Regions from separate parts of the Homo sapiens genome. Here regions 2 and 3 are each linked to region 1. Evidence: chromatin contacts called from ENCODE Hi-C or POLR2A ChIA-PET data. All regions are on one chromosome and are shown on one strand. The core of a region is the stretch at or near the end of the contact, and the rest is flanking DNA. Distances in the headings are between cores, read along the strand shown.

Region 1 (4,474 bases), core at 646-3,145:
CCACCTCCACCCTCCCACCCCCTGGAAGAGGAAGGGCCCGGGCATCAGTGGCTAGTCCAAATAAAATATGGGCTTGGGGATGGAATGGGTGGTGGTAAGTTCACAGAGTGTAGTTAGATCCCAACTCCCATGACCTCTGGCTTCAGTGGTGGGTGGGGCAGGGCAGATGAAAGGGCTTCAGTGGGAACCTCTGAGAGCATTTTCCTGTTCCCCCTATCAACCGCCCCCAGTGATAACATCTGTGAAGCCAGCCATTACTCAATAAACTGCAAACTTGTCTACTTCTTGGTCTTCACTTGATTCCACGTCCTGAGGGCCCAGAAAGAGTCCCCTGCTTGCAGCCTTCCGTCTCTCCCTGGACTCTCCCCAAGTCCAGGTCTTGTCTCATTCCTCCCCCTGTGTAGGGAGCCTCATGCCCCAGCAGAGGGAGCTCTGAGATTAGAAAATCAGTCCTCCCTCTGGCACCCCCAAGTATGTACTAAGACAGAGGGCGAATGTAGATGCTTTCACCTTTTTTTTTTTCCTTTTCTTTTCTTTCTTTCTGTTTTTTTTTTTTTTTTTTTTTTTTGCGACAGGGTTTCACTCTATCACCCAGGCTGGAGTGCAGTGGCACCATCATGGATCACAGCTCACTGCAGCCTCAACCTCACCAGTTCAATTGATCCGCCTGCCTCAGCCTACCAAGTAGCTGAGACTACAGGCACGTGCCACCACACCCAGCTAATCTTCTGTATTTTTTTATAGAGATGGTTTTTGCCAAGTTGCCCAGGCTGGTCTCCAATTCCTGGGCTCAAGCCATCCACCTGCCTTGGCCTCCCAAAGTGCTGGGATTACAGGCGTGAGCCACCGTGCCCGGCCTAGATAACCAGTTTTAATTTCATCCTGTCCTGTCAATCACCAAGCCCACTGGAATCCTTAGTCAACTCTTAAAGCTCTTTCTGCAGTTACACTTTTGGCCTTTGGCAATCCCCTTGAAAAGAGGCCTTGTATTGCCAAAAACTGCAATCACTTTTGCACCAACCTAATACTTTTACTGGAAAATCTATGTAACATAACCCCATGTGGGGAGTGAGGTACAGAAATCTCTGCAAAACAAAACCCTTAAGAACATTTTATAACAGAATTATCTGTGCTCCACAGGTATCACTAAACCATGTCAGAGAAAAGATTGGCCAGGGCACTAGTGGGCTTCTCTGTCATCTTTCCTTCCTAATTCCACACCAGTTTCTCAAACACGTCAAAAGAGTTAGCTATAGGGCACATCACAGGCTCTCTAGGGACAAACCTTAGCCAATCATACCTTCCAAACTGCCTCCTTATACTTGGAAATTTCCTCAGAAGTCAGCATTTGGGCTGACGCAGCACGTTTTTCACTAGAAAGTGCTCTGCCCCATTCTTGGGTGGGCCTCCTGTCTTCCTCCCAGACCTCAGACTTTAGGAACTTTCTCTGGAAGCCTGAATTGGTGTCTTTGACCTTCCCTCCCATCTTCTTCCCCTTGCCTGGCCTCATTTGCTCCAGAGCCCCCATCCTGCCTATTATGAAGACCCGAAAGACCACAACCTTCCCTCTCTCCCTGCCCATGTTTTAAGTTTAGCCTGGCCATAGGGAGGTGGTCAAGTAGGGATATTCTGCTCCTTTCCAGGATCACCGGAACCAATGACACCTGCTTCCTAAGGACAGGTAATCAGGACCAGCTTCAACTCTGGCACTGTGGGGCTATGCCAGACTCTGGCCTAGTCCTGCTGGGTCTGATGCCCTACAGGTCAGAGCCAAGCCCCATTTCCTCCCAGTGAAGCCTGTCCATTTCAAGCCCCGCCCCCGGGCCCTCGCGGTCAAAAGTAAGCCACCACCTTCTGGGAACAGTCAGAAGCAGAGTCCCGCCCCTGCTGTGGTCCCTGTCAGTCAAAGCTAGGCTCGGCTCCGCCTCCTTCCCGTTTCCCGAGCAACGGCTTTAGTACCTCAGGCCCCGATTCTCGCTCACCTTCCGGGTCGGAGCCTGGAAGCTACGTCTCAGATCCGCCTTCCCGCTGACCTCGATCCTGCGCCGTTAAATCCACCAAGTCCCCCTCCCTCCTTTCCAATATCGAAACCCACGAATTCCCTAGCGCCAGCCCTTTGACTTCCTGCCCAAAAATCCGCGAGGTTTTCGAGGAATCACGCGAGGACTCTCCTCCTGGATCCCAAGCCCAGGTTTTTTTTTCAGCTGCCTCTGAGGCTGTTGGCTCTTTCTTCGGCGCCGTCCTCCTCCTTTCCCTCTCTCCACCCTTGCGCCTAACAGTCCAGGAAACGTTTGCTGAACTCTTAATTGTGGCTCTGTGGCCGGCGCTGGGTAGAAATGGGCGGTTGGGTGAACAGAGAAGCTACCCTCTCACCTGCAGGGACACCGCGCGTGCCCGAAAGGCATGAAGGACAACCTTTTGCTAGGAATTGTGGAGGAATCTTGATTCAGCTGTATTATCCCCAAAAGGGGAGTTTCCTAAGATGCTCCCTTCTCTCTTCTTTTATTATACACATCTTTTCCCTCATTGGGTCTCTCCTAGGCTCCAGTGTCAGCTCAGGCTGCCAGACAAAGGCAGCCTCCGCTCCAGGCCACAGCCTCCCATAGCTTCCTCCTTCCTGTCTTCTCAGACCAGCAATGTTTGCAACTAAATAACGACCTGGAGAAGGCAGGAGGAACCTTGCATAGCTTGGACTACACACACAATCCCACATCCAACACATCCAGTAGGAAAATAACCCCATGCCTTTAATAAAGAAACGAGAAGCTCCTTCAGGCTGAAGTGCTTGCTTATGGGGCAAGAGTTTGCTATGTTAACCTATAAATTAACCAGCTATGTTATTTTCCTTCCGACCTCTCCTCCTCTATCACCAGCAAGTCCTCATCAATTGACAATTTTTATTTCCCAAAAGGAACACTTTGGTTTGGGTTTTGAGATTATTTTGTTGAAACCAACAGAAAATAATTGTGGCTAGCTTCAGTAAATAGGGGGAGATATTGGAAGGATTCTGCTATAGTTTTCATACCCAGAGATGGAGGTGAACAATAGGACTGGAAAGGACAAAGCCAACTTTGGGGGTGTCAGCAGCTGGAGTTTATGGGCATGGCAATCCCCTTGAAAAGAGGCCTTGTATTGCCAAAAACTGCAATCACTTTTGCACCAACCTAACACTTTTACTGGAAAATCTATGTAACATAACCCCATCTGGGAAGTGAGGTACAGAAATCTCTGCGAAACAAAACCCTTAAGAACATTGTATAACAGAATTATCCCTGCTTACTCCAAGTTTCAAAAACTGGAGCAGCTTAGATCAGTTGTGTACCCCTAGGAGGTGGCCAGGGGTCAGGGTCAACAGGCAAGGACATTGGACATTCAGGTTTACCTCTGACGTTGAGGCTGTAACCAAAGAAGGGCAATTGCTGTGAACTGGGAATCACCCTGATTGGTATTTACTACAACATGTACTACTGGCCCTATACAGATGTTTCTTTCCAGTTTAAATGAAAGCCCCACTGAGGGCAGGCACCATATCTTCACTTTAAAATTGTAGTAAAAAACACATAACATGAAATGTACCATCTTAGCCATTTTTAAGTGTACAATAATGTTAACTATATTCACATTGTTGGCTGGGCATGGTGGCTCACACCTGTCATCCTAGCATTTTGGGAGGCCAAGGCAGGAGGAGCCCTTAAGCCCAGGAGTTTGAGACCAGCCTGGGCAATATAGGGAGACACTGTCTCAAAAAAAAATTTACATATATATATATATATATATATATATATATATATATATATATATACACACACACATATATATATTTTCACATTGTTGTGAAACAGGCTCCAGAACTTTCTCTTGCAATTCTGAAACTATATACCCATTAAACACCAATTCATATATTTACTTTTAAATGCCCACAGCATCTACAATAGTGCCTGATCCACAGTAGGTACTCAATACTTATTTGCTCAATAAATAAATGAGGAATCCAAATGTGCCCTAATTCCCACCCATATATTGATCTCAGGTAAGGTCACAAACACAGTGGTTCTCAATCTGTTTTATACCTCAACAAACGTAAAAATGTGACACCTTCAAAACAAATGATGGCTCACAGCTTTAGTGATTTTCAGCCTGGAGGATGGGGAAGGATGTCCTCCCAGGGAGTCATATCAGAATCTTGGGGGTAGCATGCCTTGAAAAATCCCCTGAGGAAGTGACGCTTGCCCCCTAGTTATTATAGTCAGCAAGATGAAGGAAGAACTCAGCTCCTCCCTCCCTCTTCTCTTGTCTCTTCAGGAGTTTCCAATGCAGAGAATGGGGTGTTGGAGAGAGTGTCTCATGTGTAATCAGAGCCACTCTCTCCAAGTCTGTTGTTTATCTGTTTCCCTGCACAAGCCAATGCCTAGTTCCTTTGGCAGTTCCCTGTGGGGCTGACCTACCCTTCACATCTGCAGCTTCTTGGGGCTGG
Region 2 (4,474 bases), core at 900-3,399, 190 kb after region 1:
AGTCCTGGCTGCTGGCCGGCTGGTCCGTGAGCGGAGAGGCAGGCGAGAGCTGCAGGGCGCCAGCGCCCGGGGCCTTCGGGGCGCCTGGGGGGAGGACCGGAGAGCCGGGCCTCGACTTGGCCCTGCCGCAGCCGCCGCCACCGCCGGCTGTGGCCTCCGAGTTCTGCTCGAGTTCGGCCAGCGCCACGATGTCCATCTGCCCGCTGGGGCCCAGTTTCTTGGCGGACTCTACGTCGGCCTTCATCTCCTCCAGGTCCCGCTTGAGCTTAGCGCGCCGATTCTGGAACCAGGTGATGACTTGCGCGTTGGTGAGGCCCAGCTGCTGCGCGATTTGGTCGCGATCGGCGGGGGACAGGTACTTCTGGTATAGAAAGCGCTTTTCCAATTCATAGATCTGGTGGTTGGTGAAGGCCGTGCGCGACTTTCGCCGCTTCTTAGGGGTCTGCCGCTGCCCAAAGATGGTCATACCGTCGCGGCCTGGGAGGAAAGGACAGTGTAGGCTCGCGTTGGGAGAGAGGAAGCCCACCCTGGCTCTCGCCCCCGTAACTCCGTAACCCACCCAGGCCTGTCCGGCCTGCAGTCTACCAATGTTCCCTTCTCAGATTTAATTCAGCCTCCAGGACCAGGGCAAGTCTTGGCTATGGCAAACCATCTCCTGTCTTTGGTCTCCCAGAAGTCCCTAGGAAAAATTGTTTTGGTCTCTGCCCCCTACCTAAGAGTTGGTTTGAAAGACCCAAAGTCTCTAAGGGTATGAGAAAGCCAGACAGAGACACCCTAATTGCGGTGTGAATGTTGGTTCTCCATCCCTTCCCAATCACTTCAACTCTACCCTACCCATAAGGTCCCCGGCAAAAGACTCTCGATTCCCCACGCCGAGTAGCCGGGCTAAGAGCGCCCAGGACACTGGGAACGCAAGGGAGCCCGGCAAAGCAAGCAGACTGCGGAAAGAGCTTGGCCACCCTTCTCCTGCCACCCCCCAGCTCTGGCCTACCCAGAGGTCCCTGGGAAATAAGGATTGGGTCCCGTCCCACATATCTTCACTCCCATAAGCAGCTGCTCAGGCTGGAAGGCCCTGGCGGCCGGAGAGGGCAGAGGCGAGCAGAGGCATAGGGGACGAAGCGCGCAGGGCACAGGGCGCGAGGCGCTGGGTGCAGGGGAACCCAGCAGCTGCGCCTACCTTCGGCTGCCTGCAGAACGCTGACCTCCAGCCCCTTAAACGTCTTGCTGGCGAGCTCCTCCAGCGCGCACAGCGGCGAGGTCTGCGAGAGCAGCGCGCGGCCCGCCAGGGGCAAGCCGCCCTGCGCGTGCTTGTCCGCGGCGGCCAGCAGGTGCGCCGCCCCGCACAGCGAGTAACTTCTCCGCACAGACGGCTTGTTGAGGATGTCCTCGATGCTGAACGGCGTCAGTGGCTTGTTGGAGTTGGCAGGCGGAGGCAGGTGGTCCAGCGGGCTGCGCCGCCGCTCCTCCCCCGGCGCCGCCTTGCCGTCCTCCTTGGAAGTCATCTCGGCCTTGTTCGGGGTCCCGGCCGGGGCGGCTCGGGCCGCGGGGACCCAGCCCGCGGGCAGCTCGGGCGCCGGACGGCGCGGGCAGGCAGCGGCGGGTGGAAAGGAGGCCGCACTGGGCAGGGCGCGGGCCGGGCGCGGGGCCGATTAGCGCGGCGGCTGAGGAGGGGAGAACAGCGCGGGGCCCCGGGAAGAGGGCGCTGACGCGGGCGCCGCTGCTGCTGGGGCTTCCAGCAATCCGGGGCCGGAGCCGGGGCGCGCTGCGCGGGGCTCCAGTTTCGCCAACCCCGGTGCTATTTAAAGGTGTCAGGTGGCTCGGCAGTGGCTCCTGGCCCCGGGTCCTGGCGGCCGCAGTTGGAAGAGCCGAGGCGAGGGCGCCGATCCCGGACTGCGAGGGAGGCGGAGAGACGGGGCAATTGACTATTGCTAACAAGTTAGCCTTGATCGCGGTGTAATCAATTATCTGCAGCGGCACTTCTTTCTCTTTCTCTCTCCTTTCTCCCTTTTTCCTCTCTTCTTTGCCTCTGTTCTCTCCTCCTGTTCTCGCTCTCCCTCCCTCCCTCTCTCTTCTCTCTTCTCTGCTCCCCCCTTCTCTCTCCTTCTCTCCCTCTCCCTCGCCCTCTCTTTCACTCTCTGTCTGTCCAATGCAGGCGGCTGTAAGTTGGGAAGCTCATTAATTAGCGGGCCGGGGGTAGGAGGAGCCGGCTGGAATTAGCCTGCCTAATGCGCCTGTCAGTCCGGGCGCTGCGCTGCGTTCGGCCCGAGCTGTTTGTAAATTACATTAGCTGCTCCTTTATTGCACCCGAACCTCGGGCGACTGAAAAGCCACCGCCCCCACCCCAAACTGCGAGCCGCGCTCCTGGCGCACCCGCCTCCCGCCGGCCTAGCTGCAATGACCGCACCGGCCCGAAGGTCTCGGTCTCTCCGACCCGGGATGTGGAGCCCGAAAGAGTGGTGGGAACCCCAGCCCGGGAGGGACGCGGCCGCCGCTCGGGCCAGGTAGGACCAGGAGCCCGGGTGGGCCCCGCTGCCACCCAGAGTGGACTTTGCGGAGCTGAGATCAAGAGCCCAGCGCCTCTACCTCTGACCCTCTTGCCCCTCACCCCACTGCCTGGGCGACGCGCCTGGGGAGAGGGAATCTGAAGCCCTCCTGCGCTGGCCCGCAGGAGGTCAGAGCCGGCTGCGCAGCCTTGGGTGGGCGACGCGGGAAGGGGGTGGAGGACCCCAGGGGTTGGGGGAGGGGGCTAGTCGGAGAGCTCAGCCTTCTCCACGCGGAGAGGCGGAGGAGGGAATTGTTGGCGGCTCTGGACGCCTCTCCCCGGCCTGATTCCGAAGCGGCCGCCCTACCTCCTCCGGCAATCTTGCTCACTTTCCTCCGGCAGCCGCTCCCCAGGCTGGCTGGGGCCACCAACGGCCTGATGATGGGCGTCTGAAGAGTAGCCAGGCCAGGTGCCGGGGCTAACGGGGCCGGCTCCGTGCCTCCCTGCTGCGCTCCGCCCGGGCCCCGGCCGGGGCCCCGCTGCCGGCCCCGCCTAGCCCAGCGCCCGGCTTGAGTGCATGGCCAGGCCGACTCCAGCTGTTCCGGATGCGGGGCGGGGGCCCGGCGGGAGCCAGGCCGCGGCTGGGGCTTTGCTCTCAGGAACTCGCAGGGAGGCCAGGCTTCCAGTTAGGCTGGGGCTAAAGACCTTAGGGCCCGGGATCTGTGAATATCGGGAGAACATGTTGTGTGCATTGTTACTTGAAGGTGTTTGTGTTTTTGAATGTGTGTTTGTGTGTGTTTCTCCATGCGTATATTTGTGTAAATGTGTGTGAACCTGTGGGTATATAGGTGTGTTTGAACTCAGCTATTTCTTTCATTTCCCTGAGGCATTCCAGCAGGGCTGTGCCCTCAGGCCTTCCTGTCTTGCTACCCCATTCTGTTTATGTGGGGCCACTGGCCTCCTTACTAATTTTCCATTTCTGCCCTTGGAGAAAGGAGGGGAGGACCTAGAGGGGGTTGGAGTCCAGGGAGAAGGGCTGTTCCCCTCCCACACACACACAGCCCTGGCCCTGGCTTTGTTTGTAAACTCCTGGGTGGGCGGTGAGGTTGGGCATTGGGCAGCACCGCTTGGACCAGAAAAGGGCCCAGAGAGGCCAAAGTGAGGATTTGTGGCCCAGGCCAAGGGTTGGAATGGGAAGATTAGGATTTCTTGCCCCCTCTCCCCTCATATCTAACCCCAGAGAGGGAGTGAGCTAAGCTGGGCTCCGGGGCGGGAAGCAGGTTCTTTCTCTGGATGCCTCAGCGTAGGGGGCCTCTGCACAGCAGAGATAGGTTTCATGATCTCACCTTCAGTTGTTTGTTTGGAATTGTGGCTGGCAGCTCTCTGGGGTAAAAAGGACAGTGTAGGGAGAAAGGGTTCTTGTTTGGTGCCCCAGTTCTGTGAATGTTGGGAAGAACCCCTACCCTCTAACTCATCTTTGTCCTGCATTTTCGGGGTGGCAGTAAGCGAGTGGGGGGAAGACAAATGCTCAGAGGCAGGATTGGTGAGAATGGGAATCACAGTTCCCTCAGAGCTGCAGACCCACTCCAGGGCAGACCTGTCTCTACTCTTCTGCGCTGCCCTGGGAGCCACGAGGTGCTGCTGGGCCTAGCAACAGAGGAGTCAGAGCCTAGAGACCAGCAGAGGCGGACCGGTGGGAGAGGGCGTTGGGGAGCTGAATCTGGGTGGCTTGGAAGCTCTGGGGCCAAGAGGGGTCAGTCCTCTCACTTCCTGCCCTCAGGATCCCATTTCAGCCTTTTCCTGCCATAACCCCAACCCCCTGACCCAGAGCCTCAGGCAAGTGAGGCTAGCAGGGAGGCAGGGAGGCCCCTCTAGATCCAGGAACAAGGACCCTTGGATCCCAATAGAGAGAAAGAGAGAGAGAGAGAGAGAGAGAGTTCCTCCCATACTTCCACACCCTTCCTGTCCTCTTCAGTCTTTGCATCGCATCTG
Region 3 (4,474 bases), core at 776-3,275, 160 kb before region 1:
GAACCTAGTTACAGTTGGGGGCCAGGGGTTCAGGAATCCCAATCCCGAATGAGTTGGCTCTCACCCCATCCCTGTTCTGCAAATAACATTAGTTCCGTTTAGTGACTGTAATATTCCTGAGACACTGCAGATTTCTCTGGGCTACTAACTTGGTTTCAGAGTCTTTCAGATGATTATTGTGGGGAGTACAGGGTTGAGGGGGATCAAGAAAAAGCCAACAGACTCCTTCACTGATTCATACAGAATTTCAGAGCGTCAGAGCCTGAAGAGACTTCTTTTTTTTCCCCCCTGAGATGGAGTTTAGCTCTTGTCGCCCAGGCTGGAGTGCAATGTGCAATCTCGACCCACTGCAACCTCTGCCCCCCAGAATAGCTGGGATTACAGATGCCCACCACCATGCCTGGCTAATTTTTTTTTTTTTTTTTTAGATCGTGCCTCGTTCTGTCGCCCAGGCCACGTCTGGCTAATTTTTATATTTTTAGTAGAGACGGGGTTTCACCATCTTGCCCAGGCTTATCTTAAACTCCTGACCTCGTGATCCACCCTCCTCAGCCTCCCAAAGTGCTGGGATTACAGGTGTGAGCCACCATGCCTGGCCGCGAAGGGACTTCTGAGATCACTCTGTGAAACCCCTTCCTGCCTCAATACAGAATCAGGGTCAGAGACCTGAAGTGACTTGGCCAAAGTCCCACAGCCAGTGAGTGGCAGAGCCAGGATGGGAATCCAAGGTGACAGACCCTTGCACCACTGCCCTTTATGGCGCCCTGCCCAGCATCTTCCTGTGTCCTGCTCATGTCAGCAAGCTCTGCCTCCTTCCTCACAAGCCAGTCCCTGCAGCCAGCACAGGTAACAGACCTTCCTTTCCCTCCCTGCTGTCTAACATCAGGCCTATTTTCTCTAAAGCAAAATCGGTCTGTTTCCCCAAGGCTGACACACTGGCTCTGCCAGAGGGCCCAGATAAGGGGAAAACCTTGCACGGCGGCCTTTGGAGTTTCCCTGTCACTTCAAAGAGCTAACATCAACACACTCTTCCTTTATCTATTTATTTTGGACAAGGAGGACAAGAGGTGAAGACGGGTAGGAAACAGTCAAAGTTGTCAGGAAGACCATCTCAAGGACTTGGCACATCTTCAGAGAGAAGCACATCAATGTTTTCCCTTGATCTCTGTTTGTTTATGTTAACAAACACTCAATATAGTGCTTGCTGCATGTCAGGCACTATTCTAAGCACTTTGTATATTCATTTATTAGTTTAATTTTATATTAACTTATTATATATCATATAATTAATTTACTAAATCTTCTTAATAACCCTGAGGTAGGTACTGTTATTAGTTCCACTTTACAGATGAGGAAAGTGAATCACAGAAAGGCAAGAAGCTTGCCTGAGGCCACGTAGCTAATGGCAGAGTCACCATTCAAAGCCAGGCAGTCTGGCTCTTACCCACGGGGCTAGGATCCTTCTCTTTATAGAAGCATCAGCACAAGCGTTGGTAGGGCCCCGTGACCAGGAGAGGAAGGAAGATTCTGAACATTCAGAAAAAATCAGACATTGTTGGGGCCCTGTACAGTGTTCCCTGGAGCTTATCTCTTGTTAATTACTGTCATGGCCTCTTCTGTCCTTAGCTTGTTTGAAAGCCAATGTTTTATGGTTGGGGTGACCAAGGGAAGCATAGGCAGCCTGGACCTTGGGCCCCTCCCACACTAGCCCCATTCTGGGGAGGCTTCTGGGTTCTGGAAGCCAGGGCAGGAGTGTGGTGCTAGCACCCACTGCCTTGTTGCTCACAGAGCCCTGCTCCCTCCCACGCAGCTGCCTGCACTGACATCTCTGAGAGGGCCTTTGATTAAAGAGACAAGTGACTTTGCCCATTCTATTGATCAGAATAAATTACTAGGAACTAATTTATGGGCCTCCCCACAGCCGATGACATGGTGGATTGTGCGCTATTGGTCAGTAAATTGGATTGTCAGGCTAGATTATTGGTTCGTATACAGTTATCTCTCATAGCAATATCAGGCAGCCCAGGTACAAGAGTGAAATCCTTTCTCTGCTGCCAGATGCCAGGATGTGACGAGGCCTTCTCGGGGGGCTGGTGGGGAGGGGCAGTGAGGGAAGAGGAGGAGAGGGGAGGAGAGGAGAGGCGAGGCCTCTGTGCAGGATGCTTATTAATTAGTGCAGCATCACAGCATTAAAAGAACATTAGTGTGGAATCGTCTGCAGAGTGATGGGGAAATGACATTGCAGGCCTCCTCCTGATTCTCCAGCTATGGCTCTGCTGGGGAGAGCAGGGAGGGGGTTGATGAGCAGACGGGGGGATGGGAAAGATAAAGGTTGTTGGGGGGATAAGAGGCCAAGAAGAGGGGAAGAGAAAGGAGAGGCCACATTTGCTGTGAATTGCAAGCAGAGAAGGTCTGCTAAGCGCCAGCGTCGCTGAGCCCCACGCGGGGGAAATGGAGCTGCCGTTCTGCTCCGTACATCACAGCCAACGATGAAAAGTTCTAGAGCTGGGATTTCTCAGGCAATTTGGCCAGTGATGCATGGGGCAGTAGATCCTCGCGCACTCTTCCGTGCTTCTGCCAAGCCAGCAATAACAAAAACTTATTTTTTGCCAGGGAAACGGATATGAGTCAGGCAGCCCATCGGGAATTAGGGGGGCTTTACCACGCCGCTGCGATTTGTACCACTCGGCTGTTTCCCCGAGCTCTAAAGACCTGCCAGGAGGTGACAAAGGCGAGACAATTTCGAGTTCACAGTCCTGTGTCCTCGAAGCATAACAGCATGCTATCGAAGGGGACTTTCAGGGGCTGTGGGTTGCAAAGTCAGCGGTCTTTTCCCCCAAGCTCACTGGGCAGTGGGGAGATGGGGTGAGGAGAAGAGCCACAGAGAGCTGAGGCACTGCTGTGAATTTCTAGAAGAGATGGGCCCACAGCTCTGCCCTCACTGGGCATGGCCAGAAGGGGTGAGAAGGGGGGTGTTGGAGTGCCAACCTGGCCCCAGGGATGAGAGCATCAGCATCCCAAGTGAATGCCCTCTGGGGGCTCCTGCCATGGGCTGCCGGGGTTGTTGCCACCCGTCCAAACTCTGGGTCATCCAATCCCTGGAGAGGTGGACGCGGAAACCCCGCTTGGTCCTCTTTTCTCACTCTCACGGTTAGAGCATGAGCCCGGAGGAGGCCTGCACTTTCTTTGAGGCGTGATCAGGAACACAGATAACCTGTTCTTTGGGCTACAGGCCCCAGGGGAAATGTTCAAATGGAGCACTGAGCCCTTCTGACTTTAGCTATCATTCATCTGACACTGCCAGTAACCCGGCAAGTAAACACCCGCTGGCAGGGACCCTGGGCCTCCAGCTTGCTTGAATTGCCACTGAGAACAGCTGCAAGGTCTCATCAGTGTCTACAGTGACACCAGGATCGCCCCCCACCCACCCTACCTCCCTTAGCAGGCGTGGGGCACGCCGATTTGGATCCTGAGAAAAGGCCCAGCACCACAAACTAAAAATAGTCTGCACATTCCAAAAGACGAAGTTCAAGGGTGTAGAAGATGCAACCCCTTCCCTCAGCCTCTGCATGCTTTTTGTGCCCACTCCCTGGCCTCTGTGCTCTCCAAAATTTAAACTTACAGCCCTCGGCCATTTCAGCATGAGTTTTTATCCTGGTCACTCTCCTTTTCTGCCCTCCATTGATAAACAAAATCAAAGGGGACAGACCCTCAAGTCCCCTTAAGGAGACAAGGTTGGGCTCAGGCCCCAAACCCCAAGGCAGTGCCACCCCACCACTTCTGGCATGACAACCACTTCCATTACAACCACTATGTGGAAATGAGCACAGAAGCCCCCAGAGTACCTGGGCCTCCAAGATGGAAAAGTTTGCAAAGCTTGGCAAAAGAAAAGTGGGCCTGCAAGCCGGTCTATAAATTAGAGACTCATTAACAAGAGGCGGGAAGGGCTTTGGGGGCCTGCGCCTTTCGATTTCTTGTTGAGCTGGTTTATTGCTATTGTTTCTATTTCATACGTTTATTGCAAAACCAATAAAAATTATCTATTAAGAGCAGGAAACTCATCTTTTGACTTGTTGGTTGAGATTTCTACAGAATAACCTTTAACTGGCCCAACATGTCTGCAGGAGAGGAGAAGGCTCACGTAGTTACCTTGAGAGGCCAACCAAGAAGACAGTAGGAAGGCCCAGCCCTTGGGGTGGGGAAGGGGGTGGCCACAAAAACAAGAACACTGTATCCAGAGCCTGCCGAGGGCAAAGCCTTCCCACTGCCATCCTAACCAGTGGGAAGCCATACTGTGTTTTACCTATCCAATATTTTACATTTTTTAATTAATTGAAAACATGTAAAATTTGAGACTTTTCATCATACATGCTGGTATCTGGCTTCTCTTTTAAAATGGCAAGATCAGCCGGGCGTACTGGCTCACACCTGTAATCCCAGCACTTTGGGAGCCCAAGGCGGGTGGATCACGAGG

What was found. A loop is a pair of places that touch in the nucleus more often than their neighbours do. ChIA-PET counts read pairs that join two places held with the same protein, here RNA polymerase II (POLR2A). Pooled maps may share reads with other maps.
Region 2: a loop to region 1 is called in a map of naive thymus-derived CD4-positive, alpha-beta T cell, with 7 times the contacts of the local background. The contact joins the promoter of LBX1 here to the enhancer-like site in region 1. A Hi-C loop is called at or near these places in 3 of 168 maps with a recorded cell type or tissue (HCT116, K562 and naive thymus-derived CD4-positive, alpha-beta T cell), 4 of 37 single-sample maps with no recorded cell type and 13 of 50 pooled maps. POLR2A ChIA-PET finds 5 or more read pairs at or near these places in 5 of 52 experiments (CD8-positive, alpha-beta memory T cell, HEK293, HEK293T and 2 more).
Region 3: POLR2A ChIA-PET joins it to region 1 with 12 read pairs in Caco-2. The contact joins two enhancer-like sites. POLR2A ChIA-PET finds 5 or more read pairs at or near these places in 3 of 52 experiments (Caco-2, HepG2 and endothelial cell of umbilical vein).

What each region holds. Positions count from the first base shown.
Region 1 is chr10:101,040,961-101,045,434 of GRCh38, forward strand. It overlaps SFXN3 (sideroflexin 3), which reads left to right. Exons shown (of 12, transcript NM_030971.6): 12 at 1-281. Among named protein-coding and RNA genes, the nearest start is that of SFXN3, 12 kb to the left of the region's middle. Within about 2 kb of position 1,896, at least 40 of the 41 ENCODE cell types and tissues checked have a DNase peak (open chromatin) inside an H3K27ac peak, as active enhancers do; they include HCT116 and Panc1, where a contact is called at or near this core.
Region 2 is chr10:101,227,314-101,231,787 of GRCh38, forward strand. LBX1 (ladybird homeobox 1) reads right to left here and starts at 2,150. Exons shown (of 2, transcript NM_006562.5): 1 at 1,178-2,150; 2 at 1-477. The coding sequence starts at 1,502. LBX1-AS1 (LBX1 antisense RNA 1) reads left to right here and starts at 2,281. Exons shown (of 3, transcript NR_029380.1): 1 at 2,281-2,501.
Region 3 is chr10:100,880,331-100,884,804 of GRCh38, forward strand. No RefSeq gene overlaps it. Among named protein-coding and RNA genes, the nearest start is that of SLF2, 30 kb to the right of the region's middle. Within about 2 kb of position 2,026, at least 5 of the 41 ENCODE cell types and tissues checked have a DNase peak (open chromatin) inside an H3K27ac peak, as active enhancers do.